Linked DNA regions of Homo sapiens: region 2 is linked to region 1. The links are chromatin loops, found by intact Hi-C in ENCODE. Cell type or tissue: endothelial cell of umbilical vein. All regions are shown on one strand. Links, peaks and the distances in the headings refer to the core of each region. The heading gives the core; the rest is flanking DNA. Region 1 overlaps ITGBL1 (integrin subunit beta like 1). Region 2 overlaps ITGBL1 (integrin subunit beta like 1).

Region 1 (11,964 bases), core at 2,028-10,027:
AACTTGGGCAAGATAAAAAAAATCAGAGCTTAGTCCTTAATATCCAGAGAATATGATGCATTTTCATAAAAAAGTAAGGATCACCCACTTAACACTCTACCCTTTCAAAATCCACTCATATTGTAATTTGTTTGTAATAGGTGACAATATTTTTCTTTCATTTATAGATAACTAATCTTCACCTTTATCAAACATGTCTTTCAAGAGTATGTAATACATCGATTGCAGCTCCAAGTCTACATCATCTGTTTTTGCATCCTTCTTATTTACTTATTTTTCTTTTTGTCAATAAAATACATCTTAAATATATAGTCAGGCTCCTCTTTAGCTCAAATAGTGTTGTTTTGTTTAATTAGACTGTGTTCCCAGTATTGCTTCTATTTTTTTTTCTTTTTTTCTTTTTTTTTTTAATTATACTTTAAGTTTTAGGGTACATGTGCACATTGTGCAGGTTAGTTACATATGTATACATGTGCCATGCTGGTGCGCTGCACCCACTAACTCGTCAGTATTGCTTCTATAGAAGGCTAGCCCAAATGCAGAGAGGAAAATGGCTTGACTTGGCCTTAAATATAATGAAGCTTGTACAGTGTGCATTGTGTTTTAAGTTTGAATATGAATGTAACTGCTACATGTATTGTATTAAATTAATGAACTTTTATTATGCTTAGCCCAGTGTATCCTCAGTTTTTAATTCAAGTTGCACAAAAATTTATTATTTTGCTTCTTGATAAAATGATTTATTAATATTTTATTCAACCTCATTGTTTTAAGCTTTTCTGAAACATATTCCCTCTTTAATCAATGATGATATGCTAGCTTTAGGTAAACGGTCTGATGTTAACACATATACAGAGAGTATAAAATTCCACTTGACTCCTCAAGTGCCCATCAAACATTTTCTTTAAAACTCCTTTGATACATCTTAGTCCCATTCTGCATTTTATATGGGTCCCATTCTTTGATTTTCATTTGTTTTATTACATTTGAGTCTCTTTACAAATTAGCTAAATATGCCTAAACTCTAATGGTGTTGTTGTAGATTTTTTAAAGTTACAAAATATTTTGAGATTGGTTTTCTACTTGTTGAAACTGGACTTCATATTGCAGGGTAATATTCCCCCATGGGGCCATCAGTATTCATAAATCTATTTGATTTACATGTTGAACACTACATGTTCCGTAAAATACCTAGAATGCTGCACATGTGGATGAATATTAATGATTGTCTCTACAAATAATAAAGCAAAGAACAAATGACCTCTCTTTAATAATCTAGTGTTACAGCAGTCCTGAAAGAAGTGGGCAGAGCAAGGGTCCCCAGCCCTCACAGCTCTTCTTATCCTTTGGGTAGCACACAAGAGAAAGAAGTGCATTTGAGAGAGTTCATGAGCAATTTTAAAAGACTTCTGTAGGAAGATAGATGCTTTTATCCAAAAAATGGTCTACTTACTGATTTAAGTGATTACATCTGCATTCTCTCTTCACTAGGAAAGAATGGCCAATTAATCAAACTTAAAGTAAATTCATCTACATTTGAAATTCTGTCAGGTATAATTCAAATGTGTACTTTGGCTGGTACCAAATATGTATGCTCCTTTTAAGAAACAATGCCATATTTTGGGATAAAGTTCAACTGCAATTTAAGTCATGAAAAAGGCTACTGGGAGAATGACCTTAATTAAAATAAATCATTTTCAAATTGTTCCTAACTAAAATATTTGTTATAATTTTAGATGAAATTATATTGCATTGTTTACTCATATCTGGAAAAATAGGTGTAGTTAAAATACTAGAAGAAAATCAGTTGAAACATTAACAGTATTTGTTCCTAAAGCTATGTTTAATAAGGAATTTTCTGCCTTCTACTTATGTGTTTTAAAAAAATTAAAGTGATCGTGTATTGCTTTAATATTATGTGTGTTGCTTTGATAATACTTTTTAAATCAGTTAAATTATAATCTAAAATAAAAGGTGATTTTAGTGCATATACATGCATGTGTATGCATGTATATGCATATGTGTCTTATATACTTATATTAAAATTTTGAACTGGCAATTAGGGAAGTGGTTTTTTAAACTGGGATAATACATTTTAAAAATATGTAGTGGATGGGAATCTCAGGTAATGGCATAAAAGTGCTAATGACCTGCACAAGCATTGAATGAAAGATGCAAATGAGCAGCTTAATGGAAAAAATATGAGGAACTTGGTGCTAAATCATTCACAGTCAACCTGTTTCTGGGCTGGGGTTTCCTAAGCAGCGGAGCACCTCCCTCACTACCGTCTATTGAAAGTCAGCTTTTAAACAATAATAGTAATAAATAATAAAAAATAATAAAAATATACATATATCAAACAAACTTTGACACCATGGTGTACATTTTAGATAAATCAATATTTGTTAGACTACAGCACTAACAAGTTTCTATCTTAAACATTATAGTGACCCCTAATCAGGCCTTAGAGTGGTGATTGAATTTTTTTTTTTTTTTTTTTTTTGAGGCGGAATCTCGCTCTGTTGCCCAGGCTGGAGAGCTGGAGTGCAGTGGGGCGATCTCAGCTCCTCAGCTCACTGCAACCTCTGCCTCCCATGTTCAAGGGATTCCCCTGCCTCAGCCTCCAGAGTCTACTTAAAACACATAAATAGAAGGCAGAAAATTCCTTATTAAACATAGCTTTAAGAACAAATACTGTTAATATTTCAATTGATTTTCTTCTAGTATTTTAACTACACCTATTTTTCCAGATATGAGTAAACAATGAGATATAATTTCATCTATAATTATAACAAATATTTTAGTTAGGAACAATTTGAAAATGATTTATTTTAATTAAGATCGTTCTCCCAGTAGCCTTTCTCAAGACTTAAATTGTGGTTGAACTTCATCCCAAAATATAGTATTATTTCTTAAAAGGAGCAAGTATATTTGGTACCAGCCGAAGTATACATTTGAATTATTCCTGCTGACAGAATTTCAAATGTAGATTAATTTACTTTAAGCTTGATTAATTGGCCATTCTTTCCTGTAGCTGGGACTACAGGCATGTGCCACCGCACCTGGCTAATTTTTTGTATTTTGAGTAGAGGTGGGGTTTCACCGTGTTAGCCAAGATGGTCTTGATCTCCTGACCTCGTGATCCACCCACCTCAGCCTCCCAAAGTGCTGGGATTACAGGTGTGAGCCACCGCACAGGTCCTGGTGAGGTAATTTTTAAGTAACTATGTATCTGTTCATATGTAAGTATATGTGTGTAGGAGTGCAGATGCCAGTGTGTTTGGACCTCTGGGGAAGGAGAGGGTAAGCAAGAGATATGATGCAACTCAGCCTCAGATGAGCTCAATCACTCACAGAATTAATTAAGGTAATTGACCCTCATTCACTTCTGGGTTCCTCAATAACAGCACTACTAACATTTTGGACCAAATAATTATTTGCTGTGGAGACTGTTCTTCTGTGCATTGTAGGGTGTTTAGGAGCCTCCTTGACCTCCACCCTATAGATGCCAGTAGCACTGTAACCACCAGACAGGTTCTTCCTGCCCGCTGAACAAAGTTAATTCATGGAGACCATAACATTGCAGTAAAGAAATAGTTTAATAAAGTTGAGGCCGGCCACACCACGTGGGAGACAGTTGTAACTCAAATCAATTTTCTTGAAGGCTCAGAGGTTAGGGGTTTTTTCAAAGATAGTTTGGTGGATAGGGGCCCAGGGAGTGGGGAGTGCTGATTGGTTGGGTCAGAGATGAAATCATAGGGAGTTGAAGCTGTTCTCTTGCTCTAAGCCAGTTCCTGGGTGGGAGCCACAGGACTCAGGACTGGTTGGCAAATGCTGGTGGGGCCATCCAGTTTTCAGAAATGCAAAATCCTGAAAAGACATCTCAAAAGGCTAGTCTCAGGTTCTACAATAGCAATGATATCTGCAGGAGAAATTGGAGAAGTTGCAAATCTTACGACCTCTGGAATAATGGGTGTTAATTATGTAACTATGTTTGCATCTTAGCAGAATTCAGGTCCCTCTCATCTTCCTAACCTGGTGGCCTTTTATTAGTTTTACAAGGGCAGTTTACTTTTGGGGAAGGGCTATTATCATTTAAACTATAAACTAAATTTCTCCCTAAGTTAACCTTGCCCATGCCCAAAAATGTGCGAAGACAGCCACCCTTGAGGCTAGAAGCAAGATGGACTCAACCATGTCAGATTTCTCTTACTTTCATAATTTTGCAAAGACAGTTTCAAGACCTCTCTATTGTTATATCTAAAAATGCCTCCAAACATTGTCAAATGTCTGGCATTTTGTGAGCAGGTGGTTGGGATGGGTAGGAGGTTGTCTGGGATTGAGAAACACAAAACACTGCTCTAAATTTGTTACCAAGGGGTGAATCATTTTGCGGGGAATATTTCATCCAGATGCTCTATAGTCTTTTCCATACAACTGTTGACATTCAATTAAAGAAATATGAAACAGGACTAAGGAAACAACAACAGACAGTAGTAGCAGATGCATAAATGACCAGTTATTAGGAATTAACGGATATACATATTTAAATAACTATAACAAACATAGTAAAAAAAAAAATGGCAAGGTGGGTAATTGGACAATATCCAGTCTAAAGTACAGATAACTCAAAGAATATTGTTTTTCCTGACTTTGGTTCATGGTGGTTTGCTTCCTTGTGTGTGTATTTTTTGGTCTTCAGTTTCGAGCTTATCCTAAACTCCGGAATATCTTGAAACCTAAGTTCAGGACACGTTTTTCAATAAGTTTTGTCCATTTTTGAGATGAATATTACTGATCTTGCACCTCTTCAGTCCTCATTTCATGACACCTACTCCCCGGCTTACTCAGGTAGTCTTGGGTCTATCTTTTCCACCTTTATGGCCTGAAGTACCAATGTAGGAATTTACCCACAGAGCTCCTTTCATGTGAGCTTATGGTTTATTCCTCTTGCTTCAGCTTATAGCTCTTGTTTTCGGGTTTCCTGAAGGATATTACTTCCTATAAGTCCAGTAATAAAACAAACAATTGATATTTGGTATAATAGATTATTTGGTCTTTGCATTGCTGGAAGCTAAAGCCCATATACTGTGTGCTTCATTGTAATATATCTTTCATCATGCTATTTCAGAATGTGACAATTACTAAAAGCTGACATTTGAGATCATATCACCACCTAATATTTTTTTTCAAAAGTAAAAGTAAAGTGGAAGATAAACGAGAAACTTAGAAAAGACTAGGTTTAGAAAGTTTATTAATTATACTTCTGAAAAAGCAATTGTCATTTTCTAAACGGATAAAAATGAACTGCAAATTAAAATTCCCAGTGGAATTAATGCAGTGACTCATTACATAATACATCATGGGCAAGTAATCCATCCTTTGTACTCTCAGGCAATCGGATGTATTTAAGCCAAAGATAATTCAAGACAAAAGTAATCAGGGTTCCTCCAACATCGCTTTTTATGTGACATAGAGCTTATCATTGTTTAAAGCATCGAACTGCTTAGGCATTCTTTGTTCTCTTTTATTGCCTTCATTTCATTGTCTGAATAGCTTTTGTAGTATGATGTTAACTATCACTGTTTGGACTGATTGAATAGTTTATTTATTTTGATAACCATCAGGTGAAAGCAAAAGTCATTTCATGGCAATTTCCTGTTACTTCAATGAGACACTGCTTTCCAAAAATGGCAAGAATGTTCTTGACAATTAGCATTTACACGTGATTTTAAAATTTTACTTTGTTTTTATTCTTCCATATGAGCTCTTTTGATTTTATTGAAGCTTTGAATGAGTGAGACATAAGCACAGTTTAAGTTGTATGATGGGAGCTAAAGTAAGTTTAATTTCAATTTCAAGCAAATACTATTTATTCTACATTTTCTATAGTCAGGGAGACATGAGGGCTTGCATGAAGGACCTGCATGTCAAATTCCTCTATTTTCTGACTTTTTTCCATTACCAATATAGACATAATCACATACATTTGGTTGTTCTTACTTTTCCAACAGCCTCCCTCCCTTTCTCTTTACTGTAATTGGAAGCATATTTCCATCTCTTCCTCTGTCTCCATCCCTCCCACTTTGATATTCTTATTAAAGTGGAATATTTCCTCTTATCTGGTAGAATGTGAGGAAAATAGGGCACCCTAATTTATTTGATCACCGTTCAGTTTTTCTCGGTAACTAAGTTTGTCCCTGAAAGTTTCTGGTCTCACTTATGGTTACATTGTTAATTATCTTGGAATAGTGAAAAAGATAGTCAATATTTTTTTTTCATATGTCTTCCCACAGTGTCTGAACTATTTCCATGATTTTTTGACTATTCGCTTTTGTCTTTGTAGAAAATATTCATTAGGATATAATTTACAAATCTAATTTTCATAGTTCTGGATCACTTATTGCCCCAGTAAATTCCATTATTTGGAACTGTACCTCTATACTTAACTACTAGTGAATGGCAGAAGGTGTTTCTCTATCCTAGCTTCTTTAGGGAAAGAAAGATTATTTGAAGGGAACCACAAGCAGCTTTGTTTCTATCTGTGATGGAAGATAACAATTTTAATATTTAAATAGATGTTGAATAAATGAGTATGATTTTTATATGTACATTACATAGTAATAATAGTAAATGTCTTTGGGAAAAAATGCAAATAATACCATGATAGATGCTATCAGAGTCTAATAGATTATATAACTTGACTGCACATATTTGAAACATTTAAGTAGAAAACAGGACTGGTAGTTACAACTGGTGTAGCTTTATGAATCTCTAATTCTATTACATCTGAGACACTTTAGAGATCGCTTGATCTAGTCTCTTTGTGCAGAAAACAAGGAACTGAATCTTTGAGAAGCAAAAGTGGCTTATCCAGGCTACATAATTAAAACTGTCATCAAAATGGGCCTCCCAGCTGCCATCACAGTGCTTGGCCCATACCAACCATTGATTCTTACTTTCCTATCAGGCCTGGGCATATTCCAGTCTGTCCACCATTTCTTGTGCATATCCTTACAATAAACATGAAATTTATATTTTATAATCCAAATTGAGGTAATGTTCCATTTGACTGTCATACAAGGTTTCCCAATCAAAAGCAGATGAGATAGTGGTTGAGGCCAAGGCATCCTGGGTATTAGTTATGTATTTAAATTCTCTAATTAATTGTCTCCAGGAAGGAAACAAATGTGTACACTTTGGAATTTGTCTGTATTACTACTAATGTAAAATAAACATTGCACTAAAACTTGGATGATGATTGAAAAAACAATTTAAAAACCATGAAAGAACACCACAAAATATTTTTCTTACTTGAACTACATTAATGTTCAAGGTGGCCTAAGGGAAAGAGAGAGAGGAAGTGCTGTTTTAAAATGTTCTCTCTCTCTCTTGAGAAACAGCAGATTTATTGTCATAATAATCTCAAAATGCTTTTGAGGAGGTCAGCAGATATAAAGTACATGCAGATTGAGTGTAATCATTATATGAAAAATTAACCACATGAACAATGAAATGGTACTGTGGTAGCAGCCCTTTGTCAAATTAATGTTCTGAAGAGTGTTATTTGTGAAATACAAAGGCTCTGAAAATAAGTGGACTGGACTAACTTCGCAGTTTTATGTGCTACATTTGTAACTGGATTCCAGAAAAAATTATTAGGAGAAGGAGAATTTAGAGCTTAACATTCTGTTCACCTAATATAAAGTTACAGAGTGTCAGATCAGATAGCATCATCCAATTAGTCAATTTACATTGACATAATATATATGGGACTTCCATAATGAACAATAGTCAAAATGTATTATTTTGGGAAATCTTGAATCAAATTATTTACAGGTATCCTGAGAGATCTCTATTATAATAATTGTAAAAGGCAGCAATAGCTTTCTGAAAAATATTTATATATTGTTTCTTTTTTAAATATTGTTTAATTATACTTATTTTTTATTTATGTCTATAATGTAAGGTAAGGGTTAAAAATACTGTTTAAATGCAGTTGGGATATATAATTGATCCAGGATCAATTTATTGAAAAATAAACTTTTTTCACTGCACTGTAACATTAGCCCACCATAAATCAAGTGACCTTATGTGTATGAACCTGTTTGTGGTGTTTCTATTCTGTTTCATTTGCCTATTTGTCTGATCTTGTACTAGCAATCCATTCTTGTTTGTTTGGTTGGTTTTTGTGAGATGAAATCTCACTCTGTTGCCCAGGCTGGAGTGCAATGGCATCATCTCAGCTCACTGCAACCTCTGCTTTCCAGGTTAAAGTGATTCTCCTGCTTCAGCCTCCCCAGTAGCTGGGATTACAGGCACCCACCACCACACTCAGCTGATTTTTGTATTTTTAGTAGAGATGATGTTTCGCCATATTGGTCAGGCTGATTTTGAACTCCTGACTTCAGGTGATCTGCCTGCCTTGGCCTCCCAAAGTGCTGAGATTACAGGCATGAGCCACCTCACCCAGCCAATACATTCTTAAATACTATAGCTTTACAGTATGTTTTAAAATCTGATATTGACATCTGTCCACCAATTTTTTTTTTCTCAGCAAGGCTTTGGCTATTTGTATGCCTTTGCATTTGTGTATAAATTTTAGAATAAACTTGTGAATTTTCTTAACATGAAAACTGTTGGGATTTTGATGTGGATGCATTAAATCTATAAATCAATTGACAGAATTGACAGCATTGATGTTCTAATCTATAGCCTTCCTTTTTATTTGTATATTTTTTAATTCACTTAATAATTTGTAGTTTTCTATAAAGAGGTCTTGACATATTTCATGAATATTCCTATTTTCTGTTTTTTATATGTTATTATAAATGACATAATTTTAAAAATTTATATTTTAAATGTTTGTTTCTACTATATAAAAATATAACTATTTTTAAAATTATTAACCACTTGTATCTAGGGACCTTGCTAAATTAATTTATTAATTGTATGTAGCTTCTTTTATATTTTCTACCTATATAATCATGTCATATGTGAATAATGACTGTAGCATTTCTTCCTTTCTGTACTGTTTGTATTTCTTTTTCTTGCTTTGGGGCAATTAGCTATGGCTTCTGTGTAATGTTGGTTAGGTGTAGTGATAGTGAGCATTCTTGTCGTGCTCCCAATCTTGGAGAAAATGCTTTGTGAAAGCTATCAGAATCAAAATGGAATCACTTTTGTCAAACCCTTACAAAAAAAAGTGGGGAATATGAAGGGAGGGTTCTTATGCACAATTGCCTAATAACAAGAACTATCATAAGAGACTGCCAAAACCACAGCGTTGCACAAAGACCACCACAGTCTTACACACACAAAAATATATATACTTATGTGAGGATCTGCCCAGCAACTGCCTGCCTAACCTTGGACGGACACTGGCTTTGTTATTGATCCTTGTAGCCAGGGATAATTATCTCAAAATAACTTATATAACCTCCTCATTTTACCTTCAAAAACCCTTGTCTTTTGTTTTCCTCCCCTGAAGGTGTCTGTAGTTTACTATGCTATGTTATTCCATGCTGTACTGCCCACTGCCAGATAAACTTATTATCTTTGGAGAATGTCTGTCTTTCTGCCCATTATTAAGACTGACATAATCTGGTATCAAGAAATGGGACAGAAGTAAGCTCACCTGGAACAGCCGGGCAGCCCCTGGAATCAAGTGCAGTACCAACTGAATGAACCCTTTGTACTCTCTGCTTCCAGGAGTCACCTTTTCTGCCCTGGTGATTCTCCTCTTAAATTCTTGGACTGCCTCCTTTTAGTGAGTTCTTTTGACTTGACTTGGGACCGCACTGGTTTATCCGGTTGCCTCAAGTAGAAGATATTGCATCCCTCTTGGAACTGTGAGCCTGTCTTCTCTGGCAAGTTCTTTTTAATAGAAGGACAAGTATCTTTCCAGAGAGTTCTTGGATTTCTGCAGAACTTACATTATTTGTGAGGCATGTTTTTTTTTTCTCGTGAATTCACTTTTGATTTTTTCTTCATGTTTGATTTAATGTTTTGTTTGATCTGTACCACTGGCTTAAAATTTTTGTGAGTACAGAATTTTGTTTTATTTTTGTTTGGTTACATGTGTCTAATGATTTAGCAATTTTATGTTTTTCTCCCTCTTGTTTATGAACATCTTTTGAAAGCAAAAATAGGCATTTTAAACAGTGGATGTGGGATGGCAAATTGAAAGTCACTAGAGCAGTCACCACCATCTTTGTGGCACCTTAATAATAAGAGCCTCAGAGAAAAAGTCTCCCATGTCAAGATCAACTGTTACGGACAGGCAAGGTCACCTTCAGGAACCCAGTCGGTTCCAAGAAAAATTCTATACAATGAAGGAAACTTGGTCACAGGTCAAAGAATTAGGGCACAAGCCATCTGCCAAGTATGAAATAAAGGAATCTTGTGCCACGTACACTTGTGAAAGCAAAACGATTTGTCCAAATCCTTAAAATTCCTTGACAGGGCTTATAGGATTATCTGTCGCTCTCCAGAGATTAATAAGAAACTGAATGACATTCCAAAATTCTAAGACATGCCAAACCCTTAGACTGCTATACATTCAAAATTTATGGTCCATTCTCATGAACATTTTTTTAAACTGATGGGAAAATTACACCAAGAATAATGTATGGCCATTATGGAGATTGTTTTGGCCTTCCAAGCTTGTTTTTCTCAGAAATGAATTAGAAAAGTGCAACTAGAGGGCTAACATATAGTCTTTTAAGTTTCCTATTTTTCTATTTTATCTCTGCCTATTTGAATATACTGACGTTTTTGCTTGCATTGGAAGAGAAACTCTCTGCTGCAATTGTTCTTGAAACTAAAATAGGTCAAAGTCTGCTTGGAGATTATTTTTCTCATGGCATTTCAATGAAACATAAACAGCAAGGAATTAATCCTTAATCTAATTTAACACTGAGAAAAAAAAAAAGGAAAAGAAAGTAAAAGGGACTTATTAAAACAAAGTTGCTAGAGAAACTGCTTTACCCAAAATTTGATGCACAGCCTTCATAATATTACCCATCAGGACAAATGAAAATCTTAAGTTTAGCCATGTGAACATTTCCCATTGTGTCAGAAACTGAATTTAGATTCAATTGTCCTTTTATAAACCATTGAGTTTATATTACTATTTTACTGTCTCATGACTAAAATTTTTAAATGAAAGCTATAAGATCTTTGTGTGTATATGTGTTTATGTGTGTTTAGACACATATGCATGTGTTATGTTGTATGTTGTATATACATAATACAATCTGGCATAGTTGGCCAGAAATCCTTTAAGGAATTCTTTTCAAGTTGGCTTAGAGATAAGATATGCAAATGACACTTAAAAGTGTAAAAAAAAAAAAACCCCAAATGCCTTTTAGCTCATGGGATTCATATGAATCTTTGATAAATAAATTGGTTTTAAATTTGTTGGTAAAATAAAAATTTGTTTCAGAATTGTTAGCTTACATTTTGTTGCCTGGGTTTGCTGGTTAGACAGGATTACATTGATCTCTGTTAGATGTTTTACAGTCATAAAACTATAAATTCAGCTTAGGCCAGGTGCAGTTGCTCATGCCTGTAATCCTAGCACTTTGGGAGGCCAAGGTGGGTGGATCACCTGAGGTCAAGAGTTCGAGACCAGCCTGACCAACATGGTGAAAACCTGTCTCTACTAAAAATACAAAAATTAGCCAAGCATGGTGGTGGCCTCCTATAATCCCAGCTACTTGGGAGGCTGTGTCAGGAGAATCACTGGAAGCCAGGGGGCAGAGGTTGCAGTGAGCTGAGATCATGCCACTTCACTCTAGCCTGGGTGAAAGAGTGAAACTCCATCTCAAAAAATAGGTAAAATAAAATAAAATATATTCAGCTTAATAGCAAAATAGATTTTGTTTGTGTAGCTCTTTAAAAAAGATGACTAATATTGTTGGTTTAAGAAAAACAGCTGTATTTTCTGAGTTACTGGCAAAA
Region 2 (11,964 bases), core at 1,449-9,448, 140 kb before region 1:
GCAGTTCTTGATGTTTTAAAGTAATTGTTGTAAAGACAGATACATGCACACCCACATGCAGAAAATACTCCTTTTTCTAATAGATACTAAACTTTAAAAATAAAGTCAGTGGTACGCATTAAAAATACGTATGTTCAAATCCGTAATGGAATATCAAGGGGAGCCTGGAAATATTTTGAAAATAAACCTTTTTGGGGGTGATGTGAGAGACAGTACCCGGGCCTCTGCAAAAATGTTTTTGATATGAGAATACTGCACTAAGGGCACCATAGTCTACCCCAGGGCTGCCTGATACAGCTATATGCAGTGATGAAAATGTTCTTCATTTGCAATGCCCAGTATGGTTGTCTATTGAGCACTTGAAATAAGCGTAGTGCAAATTAAAAACTGAATTTTTAATTTTTAAAATCTTAATTAGGTTAAATCTAAGTAGTCATATGTGGCTATTGGCTACGGTACTGCCAAGTGCAGGCTAATCTGCACTTACTCTGCTTCTTTCTCTCTCTCCCTTTACTCCCACCACTCCTTCCTTCCTGCCTGTCTGCCTGCCTGCCTGCCTGTCTTCCCTTCTTCCTGCTTTCCAATAAAGAGAATAAATATAAAGTTTGGATCAGACAAATAAAATTCGCTTTTTAATAATCTGAGTAAATGCATGCGTTTTTCCTTCTTAAATGCAAACAGTAAATAACAACACCTACTTATATCATTATTTTTAGGACTAATGAGACAATAACAGATCCTGATTATGGTAATTTTTTTGAGCTAATTAGATAATATATGTAAAGCATCAAGTAGACTTCCTGCTATAAATGATGATCCATTGGTGATGATAATGATTATGATGATGGTGATACTGACACTAATGCTGTATTCATTTAGCAAATGGGATAGAAGGAGGTCCCCATTTCTACATCAGTGTCTCATGTGGTAAAAAGATTCAGATATTTACTCATTGATGTAGTAATATATTTCCTGTCAATAAAGCCATGTGTGTATATAGTGATTTATTAGTATGGGGTAACTGCTCATGTTTGAGCATGTCGACATGCTTTTTGAGTTTAGGGTTGAAATATTAGCCTTGTGTTACTAGTAATAAAACGAAAATCCAGTGAGAGGGATTTGCTGCAGATCACATAGAATTTGTACTCAAGTTCCTGTCTTCTTTTCCATCTACTTCTCTTTCTGTGTTATCATAGTTCCCATAAAAAAATAATATGAAAGACTCTAAGATTCAATGAAAAACATAAATTTTGTGGGATTTCTTCATAACTTTTTGACACAAAATAAATAAGATGTTAGAATCAGTGGTTGAGTACGATCAAAACTCCAGATGAAATTATTTTTTGCATCTCTTTTTTTAACCAATTATTAGCAGTGCTTTTTAGAGAGCAGCATTTATTTTGTTTAACCTTGCAATGAGAGAGTTTCAGGCCCAGTTTTTTAAATGAGTGTGATAGTAGCCAATGATAGAGAAAAATCCAGTATTCCTAGGGAATAAAAATTGAAGAAGTAATCATCTGGCCTTGGAAGTATGTATCAGCATGGCCAAGTCATGTATCAGCTTCCATCTTTCACTGTTGCCATAGTTCCATGGAGGTGATGGAATCCAATCATGTTCTTTTAAAGGATAACCACTGCTCTGTTCAGGGCACCCTGCTCACTCCGTGGGGAATGCTGGAAGGATGTGGGACCCTGCAAGGCTGCCTCGCTGGAACCAAGGGATTTAGCAAATGCTAGGAAAGAAAAGCAAGTTTAAGCTGGGAATGCAAGTCATTTGCTGAGACGGCAAAACAAGAAGAGAGAAGCCAGAGGATTGCTGGCCATCACAAAGCCAAGGGGCCTAAAGGAGGTGGAAATGCAGCATACTAGAGGCCAGATGTGCTTCCACTCAAACCCATTGGTGGCAAGGGCCTGAGAAGGAAGTGGTAATGAGTCACAAGCAGGATGATACAGTATTAACCCACATCCTTTAGAAGGCTTGAACATCGTCCTTTTGTAGCTGATTCCTGTCTTAGATCAGAATGCCGACTGAGAGACAGGATTTTGACAGAAATAAAATAATAAAGGGTTACCAAGTGAAAGAGTGATAAAAAGTGCTGGAATGGAAAAATATGTAGTACATTTACAAACTCTGGGTCGATTCGAAAGAACAGAACTTTGCTAATGTAAGAGCTGTGTTTGGGGCATAGATTCTGAGATAATATTGGAAAGTTATTCCTCATCCTTTTATTCACTCATTATTTCACTTCTTCATTCATTTCCAAGCATTTTTCTAGAAGCAAGGGACATAGCAACAGATACAACTGACGAAAATCTCTGCTTACATGCATCTTTCATTGTAATATGGGAAACAGACAATAAGTGAGAAAATAAGTAAAAAATAAAGTAGGTTAGATGGTGATAAATACTACAGAAAAATTACATGGGAGGGAGGATCAGGGATTTTTGGGCCGATGAGAAGCAATTTTAAATTGGGTTGCCAGGGAAGGCCTGCAAATCCAAAGGACCTCACTTTTGTATCCAGGGAACAAGACAGAGACCAGTGTGCCTGGATCTGGACCCAAGGGAATGAGAAGGGAGGGTGGGAGGAGATGACGTCAGAGGAGTGATGGGTGGGGACAGAAGATGCCATGGAGTCTCATCGAACCAGCTCGAAGACCTGGACAGAAGAGGATTGCTTCTCCATCCTGGCAGCATGGAGAAGGCCTTGTTCCCTGTGTGATTCCCACAGGAGTGCCGAAGAGCATCCTGCCCCTTTCCTGATGTATCCATTTACAATCCGCACAAGTAAAATTGCAACAGCTGTCCCTCTGGACTAGTTCTTTTCCTTTCTTTCTTTTTCCTTACCTTTCCTTTTCTTGCTTTTTTTTTTCTTTTTGTCTTCAGCAACAGAAATTCATTTTCTCATAGTCCTGGAGGCTCAGGTTCAAGATCAAGATGCTGTTAGGATTGGCTCTAGGTGAGGCATCTCTCCTTGGCTAACAGACACCACCTTCTGCTGTGACGGCAACATGGTCTTTATGCTCACAGTGGGAGAGAAAGAGAGAGGGAGGAAGAGGGAGAGAGAGAAGAGAGCAAAGAGAAGAGAAAGAGATTGAGTGCTCTGGTGTCTTCCTATTCTTATAAAAACACCAGCTCTATGAGATCAGGGCCCCATCCTTATGATGTCATTTAACTTTAATTATCTCCTAAAAGGCCTTGTCTCTACTTACAGTCACATGGGAAGTGAAGACTTCAACATACGAATGTTGGGGGGACACAATTTGGCTCATAATAGTATATGAACTAAAGATGTAGCATTAAAAAATGTCTATATTATACTAATAAAGACCTTACAGACTAGTTACTTTGCATCCACAAAGCTACACTACAAGAAGGAGAAGAAGAAAGATACTCTTACTATTCCCTCCCTCCATTGGGCCAGCCCTGGAGGTTATGATTTCTGTTATTCTTAACACATGTCATAGAGAAATTTGAGTTCAGCTGTGAAGAGCCATTTAAGCCTTTTGAGAAGAAATATACCTTGATCAGAACCGTGATTTAGGAAGATAAACATGAACTGCTTTGTGGGAGGTAGGAAGATTAGGAGAAGGGAGACTTATCAAGTAGATTTTAGAGTACTCTAAGAAAAATTCGATGTGGCTATTATGTGGGACATTGACAGAAGTTTCCTCAGTCAGTACATATTTACTGAGTGTCTACAATGTGCCTGTATCTACTGTAACACATTTATACAGTTCTAGGTGCCAGGAACAAGTCAGGGCTCTTTGTTATTTGCCTTTGATAAAAATGATGACAAGTCAGATTTGAGGAGCTTTAAACCCAGACACAAGAAGACATTGTTTTGATCCAGGCAGACAAGTGACAAAGAGCAAGCGCAGAGAGTAGGAATGGAATAAAGTCTTGGAGTTAGGACAATGAAGCAATATCTACAAAGGACAAGCCGTTGGTTACATCGCTGCAGGCAAAATAATGCCAAATGGACAGACATCTCAAAATGCATTCCTCTCTCGTCCAAAGATTTCACCTCAGATCGCTCAGAGATGTTTTTTCTTTTATGCAAGTTAAAAATGCAGACAAATGGAAATAATGCTGCTTTATGAAAATTCAATCTTTAGCTACCTTTATTAGCACATATCTGTTCTATGAAACAAATGTTATTTGTCCATCCTAGCTCCATTTGTCCTTGAAATAAATATTTGGCCCTAGCTCCTGGATTTCTTAGGAAATTCAATTTATTGCTGGACATGTTTCAGTAATCTGTGAATGACCCCAAATTACCTGTTCATAAGAGAAGGCCAGGCCTGGATGACAAACACAGAAGGCTTTTCATTTTTCCCATGACTTCCTTTTTTGGCAAACCATCCTCTTTGTGAGAGTCCGCCTCCAAGTTGGATTAGAAGATGTCCTGGAGCGTGCAGTTCACCACCCACTATATTGTAAGCTGAAAGTGTTTTTGCTAACTGAATGTCAAATTAATGCGGTTTTGCTATCTACATGGCATGTTTTGACAAAAATACTGTGTACCTTTATTGACAGTGAACCTTCTGCTCCGGAGTAATGCTAATCCAGGACTGCTGGTTTTTCATGTTAAAACCCATAAACTTGTTATTAGAGCAGATGACTTCCAAAACGTCAAAACTAAAGATGTTGCTTATTCACTAGAGGAGTTTATGTTGTTCACATTTAAGATGATTTATTTTTATTCACTTGACAACACTTCGAACTTCAAATGGATGCACACAAGCCAATTCTTGGAGGGGTTGTGACTGCAGAAAAAAAATTAAATCTTGTGCTCATGTGTTGCTCCATCATAGTAATCCTCAGTTTTGTCCCAGAAGTAGCATGTGTCACTTCCAGTGATTCAGGACCAGCTGGTAGAAAGGACGGACATTTCATGCTGCCATGAGCAACTGCTGTGTGGTCCAGGATGACTTTTCCAAAAGCTTCACTCACTGCTCCTCAGACCACGTCTGTTTTTGTAGAGGCAAAATGAGATGGCTGAGAGAATTGTGGACTCTGGCCAAATGAGTAGTCATTCCCTGGCTGTAAGTGGGTGAAAGAGAGGTGACAGAACCATTTTTACTGCAGTGCAGTGTGATTAATCTGTGTCTTCTTAATGAGATTAAGGGGAAAAACAAACTTTTTTTTTAATTTTTTTTTTTTTTTAACTAGCTCTCCTCTATACTGCAAGTTAAACAACTTATTCTGGCAGAAGGTTGAAAGAAGGGAACAATTGCTCCTTTGCTAGAAATTCTCTTCATTAGGAGCATAGCCTTTCAAAAAACAATGCCACTCATGATATGCTTCAGATTCTATATAATCATCTCATGTTGCACTTCTCCTAATTTATTTTATAAAAGAAGTTCTTTTTTGGTGAGAGATAGATTGTAAAACTCAATGTATTCTTATTCTTTTTTTTTTTTGCAATTATTCCTGAATACAAAACTTAAAAAATGACACCAGGGCTTTATGTCTAGAGTAGACTGTGAAAAAAATGAATACACATTTATTTGGGAAAGATATTGGTGGTCATTATGCCAATTGACATATAGTTGTCATCACTGATGTAATTTTGCATTTGTTTGTGTAATTATTTAATTAACATCTGTTTCTCCTACTGTAGTATCAGGTTCTTTTTTAGTGAGAGATAGATTGTAAAACTCAATGTATTCTTATTCTTTTTTTTTTTTTGCAAATATTCCTGAATACCAAAATTAAAAAATGACACTAGGGCTTTATATCTAGGGTAGACTATGAAAAAAATGAATACACATTTATTTGGGAAAGATATTGGTGGTCATTACGCCAACTGACGTATAGCTGTCATCACTGATGTAATTTTGCATTTGTTTGTGTAATTATTTAATTAACATCTGTTTCTCCTACTGTAGTATCAGGTATATGTAGAGGTAATCACAGATGCATCGGCTCAACACTGCTTTTGGAGGGCTGCACACAACCTTGGCACATGGTTGGCACTCCATTTGTATGTTTGTTGGTGAAAGGATGAATGAATACCTATAATTGAAATTTTATGCAATTTATTTTTTATTTTTGTAGTGCTTGTCCAAGCTTTTTTGAGCACCTCTAGCTATAGAGAAAAAGTTTTCTTCATAAGGGTGCTCAATGTGTTTTCAGAAGTTTTGGATATTACAAAGTTTTTTCTTTTATTGAACTGATATATGTTCATATATAGACTTTACCATTTAAAAATAAAATAATTGTATAGAAAAATGACTGATATTAAGGGACAACCTTCTTTATGTAATTTATGTCCTGATTAATGGACTTTTCTTGTTTGGGATTCATTCCTTTTCATTCAAGCATTGTTCACAAAACTGGATTAGTTGTTAATTACAAATGGCCTAAACTATTTTAAGAAAGAATTTTATTATGGAAAAATAAGAGTACTATAAAAAAAGTTAGTTGGGGTCACCTTGTCTATTGCAACTAAAATAGAATTGACTCAGAGCTACATTTTCATCACCTCCTTTTCTTGGCCCCCTTATTCTGGCCTTAGATTACTCTGCAGAAACACAGGCACCTTGTTTTTTTTTTTATGTGGAAAAAATTAGGTTTCTTTTTCTTATTCTTCCACTATTCCAGATGAATTCCGTGTCTATTTTCTAATAAATGCTAACTATTTTGAAGAGAAATGCATTACTCCCATAGAAAGAACAAATACTTGCAATCAGTGATGTTTTACACTTACTATTTCTATTTTAATTTGTATTTATTATAAAAATAGGGGATATGTGCACACTTGAAAACATTCTCGTTGTGTAACATTAGAGTATTACAGTTAAAACTGAAGCCCTCTTTAAGCAGTAATACCTCTATTATTAAGCATTTAAATATATATGCATATATACATATATCATTGTTTTTATGGGTTTTGATATGTGGTACCTCAAGACTCTCTTCTCTCTATTTTTCCAAATCAATATCAGTGAATCATAAATTTTGCATTTTCATATATGTTCATATATATTTCTGATATATGTTGTTTGTTTTTACTTTTGAAAAATAACAACCCTATTTTGATTACTTCACATCAAGAAGTCTGTTTCACTCTTACCTTTAGATTGTTCTGCCTTCAAATACAAACATTTTACTTGAAACTGTGGCAGTAAGAACTCTGGAGCCAAAGGCTAGTTTCTTCTTCTTCTTCTTCTTCTTTTTTTTTTTTTTAAATACTTTAAGTTCTGGGATACATATGCAGAACGTGCAAGTTTGTTACATAGGTATACACATGTCGTGGTGGTTTGCTGCACCCATCAACCCGTCATCTACATTAGGTATTTCTTCTAATGCTATCCCTTCCCTAGCCCCCCACCCCCTGACAGGCCCCGGTGTGTGATGTTCTCCTCCCCATGTCCATGTATTCTCATTGTTCAACTCCCACTTATGTTTATTGCAGCACTATTCACAATAGCAAAGACTTGGAGTCAACCCAAATGCCCATCAATGATAGACTGGATAAAGAAAATGTGGCACAGATACACCATAGAATAGTATGCAGCCATAAAAAAGGATGAGTTCATGTCCTTTTCAGGGACATGGATGAAGCTGGAAACCATTATTCTCAGCAAACTAACACAGGAATAGAAAGCCAAAGGCTAGTTTCTAGGCGCTCTTTTGGTTTGATTTTGAAATCTGAAAAATCAGCATTGAAGTTATATGTGTGTGTGTGTGTGTGTGTGTGTGTATGTAAGAAAAGTTCAGTAAACACCTTTAGCACCCAAATTAAACACTAGTTAGCATTTTTCTATAATATATTTTTATGTTTATTCATCTATAATGCCATCATAGATTTATGTATTATCTGCTTATAATTTTTTCTGAATTATTTGATAAGTTGCAGGTATCATGGCATTCTACCCCCAAATACTCCAGCTTGCATTTACTAAAAATAAGAACATTTTCTTGTATCAACATAATGCCATAATCACACCCAAGAAAAATAATAATTTCTTATATAATATCTAATTTAAAGTAACATTTTCCTATTATTTCCAGAATATTTTTAAAGCTAGATACCTTCTTTGATTCTATGCCAACAAAAATTCAGACACCCTAGTTATGTCTCTTTAGTCTCTTTTTTAAAAAATCACATCTATTAAGATAAAATTTGACTTCAATGAATCGCACCCATTTAAAGTATACACTTTAGTGCATATTGCCCATACATGCATGTTTGATTCTAACTTCATGATCAAGATACAAAACAATATCATCATCTCCAAAATATTTCCTCATGTCCCTTGACTATTCATCTCTCCTTCCATCAGCCCATAGGCAACCACTGAGCTACTTTCTGTTGTTAAAAGTTAGTTTGCATTTCCTATAATGTAATATAAAAGGAATGTTGTACATTGTACTCTTCTGTGTCCAACATCTTTTGCTCTGCATGCTTTTGAGATTCATCCATGCTGTTGCATATAGTAGTACATGTATGGATATATCACTATTTCCTTCACCATTCAACTATGGATGGTCATTTGAGTTGTTTCCATTTGAGGCTATCATGAATAAAACTATGATGTATATTCATTCCTAAGTTTTCATGTAGGCATGTGTTTTGTTTCTCTTGAGTAAATGCAATAATACATTTAATTTTAGAAGAAACTGCGAAACAGTTTTAATAATCCTCAACAATGTCTGGGAGTTCTGGTTACTCTGTATCTGTCAAGACTTGTTTTTTTCAGAGTTTTAATTTAGCCATTCTAATAATGTGCTCAACTTTCACTGATATCAAATTTCAGTTAAATTTTACTAGTATCAAATTTCACTGATAAGTATGTTTTGAATATTTTCATATGGTTATTGGCCATTTATATACATTCATTTGGAAAGTGAATGTTCAAATTTTATCGTATTTATTTAGGAATTTGTCTTCTCATTACTCAGAAGAACATTTATATATTCTTGATAGGAATCCTTTGGCAGGTATACATATTGCAAGTAATTTTTCCCATTCCATAGCTTGCCTTTTACTTTTCTTATTGTATGCTTTGAAGGTAAAATGTTTATGGTTTTGCTAAAATCCAATTTGTAGATTATTTTTTCTTTAATGGCTCATATGTTTTGTTTGCTATATAAGCAACCTGGTGTTTTCTTCTTGGAAAATGTTTTATTACAAAGTTATTGTTTTTATATAAAAATATATATAGGTTTATTAATATTTAATGGTTTATTAATATTTTTCTTTTTTGTCAGTTTTTATATTTCTGTCTTTCAGTGAATTTATCCATTTAATCTAAGTTTTCAATTTATTGGCATAGAGCTATTTATAATATTGTCTTATTGCCTTTATAATATTCAAGGAATCTCTAGTTGTGCTCACTCTAATTTAGAATATTGTAATTTGTTTATTACTTGTGTTTTTAACATAAATGTTTGTGTACATTGTTGTTTATAAATTTCAGTGATCTTTCCAAGAAGTCAGCTTTTGGCCTCATTGATTTTTCTCTATAGTTTGTTTTTTTATTTCCTTTATTTTAGCCCTTATATTTATTAATTTATTTGTGCCATGTTGTGTTCTTCTTTTCCTAGATTCATAAGGAGAACTCTTAGATCATTGATTTTTAGCATTTTATTTTGTTATTATTTTGCTTAAAATATTTTTTAAATTTATTTGTGATTTCTTATTTTACCTATGGTTTAGAAACAAGTTGTTTGTTCTCCACATACTGAATGTATATAATGAATGTTCTGTCAAAGTCGTTAAGTAGTTCTTAAAATGAAATTAACAGAAGAGGGAGCTTTGTAAAGGTAAACAAGGATTTCTGAACTTCAAAATTATGGATCAAGTAATTTTCTATAAAAATAAGCATAGCAAAATATTTAGGCCCAATCCCATAGTAAGATATTGTAAGACAAAAGAGAATGAGACAAATAACATCCCTAGAGGTAATAAAAACTAGTCAAATAAAATAAATAAAAATATCAACTTGTATTTCAAAACTAGCTAAATGACATTAAGAATATAATGCAAAACATGGAATAACATTATAAAACAGAATTAGAAAAACTCAAAAATTAGGCACTATACCATAGGGAAAAATAGAAATGAAAGAAAATAATAATTTCAGAAATGAAGACTAAACTAGAAATATCAAAAGAACAAATAAACACATGGATAATGCTTTAAGAAAAACCGAAGTTGAAAGTAGAAAAAAATTGAGAAAGAGAAATGCAGAAAGAAATACATATAATTTGAGAGAGAAATTGAAACGTGGAATATGAATAAAGAACTTCTTAAATATGGTTAATAGGCATCTCTAAAGAAAAAAAAAGCAAGGGAAAGAACTGATACTAAAATCTATAATTCAGAAAAAGTTTCTGCAGTGAGAAAAAGATGAAAAAGATTTCAAACTACGTGTTGAAACAGCATACCAAATGCCACATTGACCAGAATTAACCAAGACCAAAATATGTTCTAATAAAACTACCAGATTCTAAAGAAAAAGAAAGAAAAAATAACAACTGGGCATCCAGAAAGAACAGTAAGTGACACTGGAAAAAGAAAACTATGTTAGCATCCCTATTTTTGGCAAGTATAGTTTACTCCAGAAGAAAATGAGGCTACATAGTTCATGTGGTTTGGCTCTGTGTCACCACCTTGAATTGTAATCCCCACGTGTTGAGGGAGAAACCCAGTGGGAGGTGATTGGATCACGGGGGTGGTTTCCCTCATGCTGTTCTCATGATAGTGAGTGAGCTCTCATGATATCTGATGGTTTAAAAGTGGCACTTCTGCCTTTGCTCGTTTTCTCCTGCCGCCATAAAAGACTTGCTTTGCTTCCCCTTCTGCCATGATTTAAGTTTCCTGAAGTCCCTGCAGCCAAGTAGAACTGTGAGTCAATTAAACCTCCTTCCTTTGTGAATTACCTAGTCTCAGGTAGTTCTTTTTGGCAGTGTGAAAACGAACTAATTCAGCAGTTAAGATAATCAAGAAAAAAATAACTTGTGAGCCCACAATTTTCTATCTAAAAAAATCACCTTCCAGTATAAAAGGCGTAGACAAACTGTTATCTATAAGGAAGAACTCAGGGAATATTGAGTAATCTAATAAAGAAACAGCCTAAAACAACCAAAATGCCTAGAGAGAAGAGACAGGTGGTACACATTAAACACTGGTGGGAAGCATTAAAAACATAGTTACTTTTGTTGACAAGTCTTACTTTAGTACGAAGACTAGAACAAGTCTTAGTGTAGAACTATGACTAAATGCAGGTTAATGGGGGAAAAGTATGAAATGTAATTATATATAGAGAGAGAGAGAGCGCGAGGGGAGAGAGAGAGTAGTGATGGACAATCAAATTACATTTTCACTTTAAAGAAAATAATATACTATAGTGATGTCTACTAGTATCTTATAAGTAAGAGTAATTATAATAATATTAGCAATTGCCTTGCTGCTTCTGTGCCAGGCATAATTGGGTGCCATGTATCAGGGTGATCCTTTTCCCCACCCAGGGTTTTGCTTAGATGGTTCTCCCTTAAAAATGCTTTTGCCACTGTCTTCTAGTTTCCCAGCCCTTCCCTTTTGGTGGAAGGCTTCCAAAACCAAGACTGAAAGTCAAGTTTGTTTATGCTGATGTGTACTCTCTGGACATTTTTCTTGTAATAGAAATCAGTGTTATTTTATTTTACATCCTGATATTTTATATATTTTATCTAAATTTGTTTGAATATGTTTGGTAATTTACATATGTAGCCTTTAGCTTACAAAAAAATTAACACACACATTAAATCTTCAATTTTATCTAATCTAATACACTGATGAGATTTTGATTCTTTAGGTTGGCTATTGACCTAAAAACACATTTTTGGGATATGTCGCATGTAAGCAGCAACAGTTTCTAATGAAATCTTCTTGGACTGACTATCAACTTCAAATTCTTGAAGGGCAAACCACATTTACTTAGTGTCTGGTTGGGTCTAGATTCATCTTAA

The links. A loop is a pair of places that touch in the nucleus more often than their neighbours do. Peaks named below come from ENCODE experiments on the same cell type or tissue, not always from the same donor. Only the 100,000 strongest peaks of a DNase experiment are listed, where the experiment ranks them.
Region 2: a loop joins it to region 1, with 5 times the contacts of the local background. A loop is called at or near these places in 1 of 110 quality-filtered maps.

What each region holds. Positions count from the first base shown.
Region 1 is chr13:101,656,559-101,668,522 of GRCh38, forward strand. All of the region lies in intron 7 of ITGBL1 (integrin subunit beta like 1), which reads left to right. Among named protein-coding and RNA genes, the nearest start is that of ITGBL1, 210 kb to the left of the region's middle. In endothelial cell of umbilical vein, for the core only: no CTCF peak of the experiment used is centred there; a DNase peak (open chromatin) is centred at 5,513; H3K27ac peaks cover 1,242 bases.
Region 2 is chr13:101,518,976-101,530,939 of GRCh38, forward strand. All of the region lies in intron 2 of ITGBL1 (integrin subunit beta like 1), which reads left to right. Among named protein-coding and RNA genes, the nearest start is that of ITGBL1, 72 kb to the left of the region's middle. In endothelial cell of umbilical vein, for the core only: no CTCF peak of the experiment used is centred there; DNase peaks (open chromatin) are centred at 1,906 and 4,996; H3K27ac peaks cover 719 bases.